Regions from separate parts of the Homo sapiens genome. Here region 1 is linked to region 2. Evidence: read pairs that join two places in POLR2A ChIA-PET (ENCODE). Cell type or tissue: PC-9. All regions are shown on one strand. Region 1 overlaps TOMM20 (translocase of outer mitochondrial membrane 20). Region 2 overlaps MAP3K21 (mitogen-activated protein kinase kinase kinase 21).

The links. Peaks named below come from ENCODE experiments on the same cell type or tissue, not always from the same donor. Only the 100,000 strongest peaks of a DNase experiment are listed, where the experiment ranks them.
Region 1: POLR2A ChIA-PET joins it to region 2 with 9 read pairs; 1 of 35 experiments calls an interaction of 5 or more read pairs at or near these places.

What each region holds. Positions count from the first base shown.
Region 1 is chr1:235,121,209-235,125,208 of GRCh38, forward strand. It overlaps TOMM20 (translocase of outer mitochondrial membrane 20), which reads right to left. Exons shown (of 5, transcript NM_014765.3): 2 at 1,118-1,164. Among named protein-coding and RNA genes, the nearest start is that of SNORA14B, 4.7 kb to the right of the region's middle. In PC-9, no CTCF peak of the experiment used is centred here; no DNase peak of the experiment used is centred here; H3K27ac peaks cover 700 bases.
Region 2 is chr1:233,329,107-233,333,106 of GRCh38, forward strand. All of the region lies in intron 1 of MAP3K21 (mitogen-activated protein kinase kinase kinase 21), which reads left to right. Among named protein-coding and RNA genes, the nearest start is that of MAP3K21, 3.4 kb to the left of the region's middle. In PC-9, no CTCF peak of the experiment used is centred here; no DNase peak of the experiment used is centred here; H3K4me3 peaks cover 1,692 bases; H3K27ac peaks cover 831 bases.

The DNA.
Region 1 (4,000 bases), 1.8 Mb after region 2:
AAAGAGAAAACCTAAACTTCCATTAGTGCAAGTTTTTGGTCCTTGAATTACACTGTACATACTCTTATTAACCTAGCCAACACAAGTGAAACAATTTAAATTTCTGAAAGTGGAGACATCTTTCACACACTACCCCAGCATGTAGCAATAATTTAATTCTATTCTTGAATCTAAAAATACATACTGGTGCATGTCTCAATCTGTTTTCCTATGCCCTTAGAAATATAAGTTACCAAAAGCATAATAAACATATTACATACTTCAGAAAGGTAGTCTGATCCTACTAGAACGAAGTAGTTTCCTCCCATTTTCACTTCACTATTACCATGTCCAGTCAACTAGCTGTGTTTACACAACTGTTTCAAAATAACAAAATATACTGGTTAACTTAATTTTTCCTTGTCTCAACTTGCTTTAAAAAGAACCACTAATGATCCAGTAATCCAAGTCCTAAGAACCCAAACAATAGAACTCATCTCAATAAAAAGGAAAAGCTGCAAGCACAATGATTAACATTTACTTAATTTACTTACACACGCCACAGAACATTTTTTTACCAAGTAGATAAACCTACATAGTCATTAAAAATAATCAAGAACTCAGGATCTATGAGAAGAAAAAATAAATTACAAGTTTTATATCCAGAACTATGTACTGCAACAAGGCAAAAATTTGTCAGGGCAGTGGGATTCTGGATCAGTGGGCTTGAATAATCTTGAATAATTTTTGAAATAATAACCCATGGTTCTTTTACAGGAAGTTGGAGTAAAGAAATTAAATCTTAAGTGTAATATTGTATCATTTTGAAGCAGCTGATTAGGAACTTTTCATCTTTTGGTGCAAATGTCTTGAGGCCCTCATCTTGCTCCTTAATTATTGTTCATACAGTAAGCTGTTTGTTGTTATGGCCAGCAAAAGAAATAATGAAGGACTCGATAACTGTCATTGGAACTACATTATTCACCTACTCCTAAAAATAAGCTGTATTTTAAAATAAAAAAGCAATGTCCAGTATCAACTAGCTTTTTCCAATTACATTTTAATTACATTTCCAATTACAGATTTTAAAATAATATTTCTACAAAATATATAATTTAAACAGAAACCAGACTATTACCTTGGAAAGCCCAGCTCTCTCCTTGGCAAGCTTCTGTTTCTTTCTTCCTGCAAGAAATGCAAAGTTATATTTACATTTTGTCATTATAAAAATGGGAATCAAAAGAATTCTAACTGCTGTGGCAGTCATTAATTCCATTTGCAAAACATTTCTAACTCTAGGAATCTATCCCTCCCTGTGATCTGTCAAGAGCATATGACATGTTCTGGTCAATGAGCTGTAGGAAATGTGACACTGCACTGGAGCGTTCTCCTTCCCTTTGGGGCAGAAGATCTAGCAATTTGCAAGATGGAGATAGCTCCAATAGCTGGACTTCTAAAGTAATTACAATAAGCAGATCAAGTCCCCCCTTCCAACCAACAAAGGATATGTAACAGGGGCAAGAATTAGGCCACTAGTATTAGGGAGTTTTATTACTGAAATATGCCAGATTATATCTTTACTGAATGTTGCAAACTGGCATTCTTAAATGAAAGAAAAAATCTAAAGTGTACAGGAGGCATATGATGGTTACATGAAAATACTATACCACTTAAAGGTACTTGAGCATCATCAGAATTTGGTATCCAGGGGAGGCCTGGAACCAGTCACTCAAGGATACTGATGCAGGACTACACCTAAAGTGATAATCACTAAAAACTACCAATGACATAGAGAGTAACTGCTGACATAGTTAAGAAAATGTAAGGCTCCAATACTTATTATTAGCTAATACTTATTAGCTGGGTGATCTTAGGCAAATCTCTCACTCTCCCAAGATAAGGTCTAACCTTACAGGACTACAGTGAGAAACAAAAGCCATGAAACAAGCAAATGTCCTCTGAAAACCTTAAAGCACTCTACAAATCCAAGCTTCAATGCATGACTAAAGAGGTCTGAGGGCCGGGCCCAGTGGCTCATGCTTTAATCCCAGCACTTTAGGAGGCTGAGCCAGGCAGATCACAAGGTCAGGAGTTCGAGACCAGCCTGGCCAACATAGTGAAACCCCATCTCTACTAAAAATACAAAAATTAGCCGGGCATGGTGGCGGGCGCCTGTAGTCCCAGCTACTCAGGAGGCTGAGGCAGGAGAATTGCTTGAACCCGGGAGGCGGAGGTTGCAGTGAGCAGAGACTGTGCCACTGCACTTCAGCCTGGGCAACAGAGCGACACTCTGTCTCAAAAAAGAGGTCTCCCTACCTGTAGACAGAAGGTTCATTTACTATGGTCAAGGTACCTTTTCTTAGTCAACCCTCATAAACTGGATTTCATCACACCAGCATCAGATACCCACTCGTCTCCCATAATAGAGTGCTACCACTGTAAGGCTTAAATACAATTCTAGCCATTTCAACAGAAAAAGTATGCATTAAAGTTGATCTTATGTATTAATCTGAAGGCTGCTAATTTTTCTAAGTACCTTACTTAAGTGTTCATCACCGCACAACTAACTGTGGGGAAAAAGGATAAAGAACATAATTCAACCCTCCATTTGCTTATGGGTTTTTGTTCTCTTAAGGCAGAAAATAATGAGTGATAACAGACAACAATATCTAATTGCTAAATATCGTGGTCTACACTGGAACCTGTACTGGAGGGAGCGTAGCAAAACTAGAAAAGAAATGGAAGACTTCAAAGGATCTGGACATGAAGACAAGGAACGCTTGGATGTGAGCACTAAGTTTTAGATGCTACATGCGAGACACTGTTCTAAATGTTTATTAGCTTATTTAATCCTCACAACAACATTAAAAGAATTACAGCTGGGCACAGTGGCTCACGCCTGTAATCCCAGCACTTTGGGAGGCCAAGGCGGGCGGATCACTGGAGGTCAGGAGTTCAAGACCAGCCTGGTTGATACGGTGAAACCCCGTCTTTACTAAAATACAAAAAATTAGCCAGGTATGGTGGCAGGCGCCTGTAGTCCTAGCTACTCGAGAGGCTGTAGCAAGAGGATCACTTGAACCTGGGAGTTTGAGGTTGCAGTAAGCTGAGATAGCGCCACTGCGCTCCAGCCTGGGCCACAGAGTGAGACTCCGTCTCAAACAAAAACAAAAAACAAAATCCAGGTACTATTATCATCCCCATTTTCCAGATGAGAAAATGTACCAAGGTCACAATTACTTACTGGTGGAATGGCAACTCAAACCCAGGCTTTTGGACTTGAAACATGACTCTCTTCTGCCTCTATAGTTAATAGTGTGGAGAAGTAAAGATGTTATTACCATCAAAACAAAAGGCACCTCAGAAATGAACATGCCAAGTTTGTGGGATCAACTGTATGTGAGACATACAATTTGCTAAACCAGAATTTAGGGAAAATGACAAAACTGATAATGAAACCCAGGAAAGTGAAACTGAGTCATAAGTTTTTTTAATAAGGTGGGGAGGAGTGTGTGATTGCCACTGAATACATTTAACTGATACAGCTACCAAATTTTAAGATCACTTAGTTGCTTTACATTTTTAGCAATAAGATTAAAATTCTGGCTTTAGTTTCATAATACAATTAACTTATTACATTAACATATTTTCAGATATAGTATAATGCAGTATTTCTGTGATAAAGGGACAGATGGTAATCAACTGAAAAACCATGAAGAAATTTAACAATGAGCAAAATCAAGCCTTGACTCAATGTTTCCAAGATTTATTCATTTAAATAAGATGCTTAATATATTTTTAATGTGTCATTTTATCCGTCCCATATAAGTGAAATGCACCTGCAGCTGGCATTGTAATTTGGCAAATTACATTTCATTTACTCATAATTTAGAATGATAAAAACTACACCTCAAGGATCCTGATACTCTGCTTTTGCTAACAGGTGACAAAAAGTCTAAATAAATTAGGATCCCAAATTTAACCTCAAGCCTCATTTTAAACAATATAAGGCTCTCTTCTT
Region 2 (4,000 bases):
ATCTCCTAGAAACCTCAGGGGGCAGTCTGGCCTTTCAATACCAGAGGTGATTCATCTGGGTAGGACTTTGCAAACCGAGGCCTTCTGCAGATTATATGGAACCCATGACCGTCTTCACCCGGTGGCCTTCATCAAAGTCCCCGAATGCACTCGGGGACGTCAACTTTACAAGTGCTGTATTGAGGTTGCTGTTTGCCTATTCAAAATATGACTTCATGTCTCTTACCTTTTCCAAAGACTGTTTTCATTCAAATGTCTCTCTATGGGCCAGGCGCGGTGGCTCATACCTGTAATCCCAGCACTTTGGGAGGCCGAGGTGGGCGGATCACCTGAGGTTACGAGTTTGAGACCAGCCTGGCCAACATGGCGAAACCCTGTCGCTACTAAAAATACAAAAATTAGCCCGGCGTAGTGGCAGGCGCCTGTAATCCCAGCTACTCGGGAGGCGGAGGCATGAGAATCACTTGAACCCGGGAGGCGGAAGTTGCAGTGAGCCAAGATCGCGCCACTGCACTCCAGCCTAGGAGATAGAGTGAGACTCTGTCTCAAAAAAAAAAAAAGTGTCTCTACGTGAAATATGATTTTATTATTGGTTCAATGGCTTCTTTTCTCCAGACAAGAGGCACTGGTGTGCACCGTAATGCACTTTTGGGTTAATAACAAGTGCATTGTCCTTGCACAGGTACTTGAAACCTTGAAGACCTGGCCAGTGTCATTGACTTTGTTTATAAATCAGGGTGGATTTTCCAGATGTCAATAAAGAACTGACAAATGACTTAAATGCAAATCCTATGAAACTTTGCTGTATAAAAGAGCCTATAGAATTGCTGTTTGATGTTGGTTCTTTAATATTGAAGATCGCTTCATATTCTTATAATGAGATGAAATCCCAGGGAAGGTTAAAGGATGCAGCCAGCCCTGGCATTGGCCTACAACAGCTGGAGGTCTTTCAATCCTGTGAAACCTGCTAGGACAGGAGCTAGCTCAAGTGAAAACATTGTCCCTAAAGAAGAGTGACAAGAAGAAATTTACTTGAAAATTACTAATGTAGCATTTTCACTGGGAATTGTAAATAATTGGAATGTTGTAGCTAAGCATAAGCATTAGGTTTTATTTCATGATCCTCCTTCCCCCCAAGTCTCTCTATAATTTAGATTGCATCTGCTTAGGTGATGAGAGCAAAGTCTAACAAAATATGTTGTTACTGGTAGCGGTGTATTCTTAGTACTTTGACAGACCACATGAAGGACTATAGCATTGCTTGCTTTTGAACTGTGTTACAGTAAAAACAGAGCGCAATTTCCTAAAATATACTTTTCTTTCGATAATATATATATATTTTTTTCAATAAAAGAAACGTCTGACCAGGTGCTGCCATAGAATGGGTGACTTGTCCATGTGTTCCATAAGCCCTATTTCCAATGGTGTCCTGAAAGCCTGCGTCTGTTAGGAGTTTTCTGCAGAACCAGGTATTTTAAGGACATCAACAGCACCATTCATTCTTTCCCCTGCCTCTTGGCAGTTGCAGCAACTCTGTGACAACACAGAACCCAACATTCTGCAAATGTATCCAAATCATCAACACAAGCAAACACTTGGGTTGTACTGGTCCTTAGGCTAAAAAGTTAAAGGGCCTATAGCTATTACTTTTACACTGCACTTAGTTTTGTTTGGTTGCAATACTTTTCAAAGTTCATACAACACAGGGTAGAGAATGTTTGCTAGTGTTTTTAAAGCATGTTTTAAAGGATGTTTATCCATTCCTATGGGTTAATCCATAGGATTTATGGATCAATCAACAATCCATAGCAATTATTGCAAATAGTAAATTTTTATAAAGTTTTATAAAGTTTTATAAACTTTTATAAAATATAAATGTTTAAAGAACTCCTAATATTATTAAATGGTAAAAAGAAATAACATGACCCTGGAATAATAACTATGGCCGAACAGTTTTTACTGACACCAGAAAAACTTGTATAGTGGAGTATAGACTACTGTGTATTCAGTAGATATTACATAATTTGATGGTGATTACATGCTGCTACTTAGTTTTTGAAAGACTTTTCAGTCTCAGAATAAATTGCCAAACTTCCCGGAGTATTTTAATTTCTATAATTGTCAGGCAGGATTCCCTTTGCTTTAAATTGTTGCACTCTTATAAAAGACTTAATTAGCTAGTCACTAGCCTGGCCAAGTATTTGTTACAATATGACCATTATCATAGTTATTTAATTACTATAAAGTGAAGAGTTTGACTGGGGTCTAGAATGTGCAAACCATGGTGCCTCATACATGGTCTTTATCCTGAATGTCTGATTTTATTTGTTCAATGAATAAATGCAGATTTGAAATTCTCTGCTGATATATGAAGCTATGACTTCTTGTTTAGACTTTTAAGTATAACAGATACTCTATTGCAGTATGTTTTGTTTGATTTTATTGGATATTTGCTAATGGTGGTAGTGAGTTAGTGATAACGTAAACAAGGTTTTAAAAATCAATATTGAATTTTATTTTCACTCCGAAGTGTACTCATGTACCAAAGAGCTAATAGAAGACTACTTGGAGCCAATTCAGTGGAAATTACTGTTTTAAACAAATATTTAAATTTGTCTAGAGAATATGTTACTCTTGACAGATTTTCTTTTATCTTTTCTAGTAGATCTTCTCAAGTTTTATCATATCTTGTGAGGGAATGTCTGTGTCTAGATAATAGCTGATATGTTGTGAATGATATAAACAACTTTGTCCCTTTTCTAACAGGTAGCAACAGGTTGAAAGTTGTGCCAAGTTAGCAAGCTTTAAGCAACATTTATGTTTTAAATAAATACTAGGCCCTGTAACTCCCTTCTGGATGCAAAATAAGTAGAAAATACTTTATATAAGTCTACCTATAGGCACCCCCCAGAGAACAATACAAGGCAACTTTGAGTTACTGTGAAAATCGCCAGTGTTATGCGCATTTACAGAAGAGAGAAACATTGTGGAGAGCTGGAACTCATTCAACACTGTTGGAATGCCCACCCTGTGCCAGTCACTTCTGGGCCTCAGGGACACTGGCAAGCCAGACATCAATGACAACAAATCTGCCATCATAGAGCTTAGTCTAACGGGGAAGATAGATGGCAGTCACGTAATAACAAATAGATTAGAAAATGCCATCAAGAAAATTAAGCATGGTAAGGGGTGGAGAGTGGTAGAGTGGAGGATGGGGGTGCTGTTTCACACAGGGGCTCTCCAGGGAAGGCACTCCGAGGAAGGACCACGAATTCGTCAAGCAAAGACCCAGGCAAAGGAAAGAGGAAGCAAAAATGAGCCTTCCATATTGGAGGCCTAAGGAGAAGGCTGGTGAGGAGAGGCATGCGTGGGGCAGGCCTGGCAGGCCTCCCTCTGCTGTGCACATGGAGGTTTCACTTGGAGTGATGGTGCTGGCTTCTGTGAAGAACGGACTGCAGTGGGCTCAAGTGATGGCTTTCAAGGTTGTCTATATGAGAGGAGGCACCGACTCTGCCCAGAGTGGTAGCAATGGAAGTATTTTGCAGGGAGGTTACCAGGGGGCAGTGAAGATAAAATACTGCAATATAAGAATTCCCAAGGATGGTTTGAAATATTAGAATTTTGTTTAAGAGTTTTATTTATCAAATTGCAGAAGTGCAAGATTGAAGTAAGATTATGTGGCATCATGTATGGTTTCCTTTTTCTTTTTTGATGTTGCTTATTGTGTTCTATTTTTTTTTTCTTAAGAGGAAATAAACTTTCCATGGGGAACTGAGCCACAAATTATGGTAGCTACTTACTTTTATACTTTTTATGTCAGTGATTAAGCATTTATTATCTCAATTTTTTTAGTCTTTTAGGAATAATTATTATCTATCTACAGTATTATTTACAACTACAATAGTTGTATTTATTATGAAATGCCATTTGGAGCTCTTACTATGACAAACTGCAAAAGGAATATAAATTTTGTTTTAGCTTTTTTTCATTAGTACTGTGT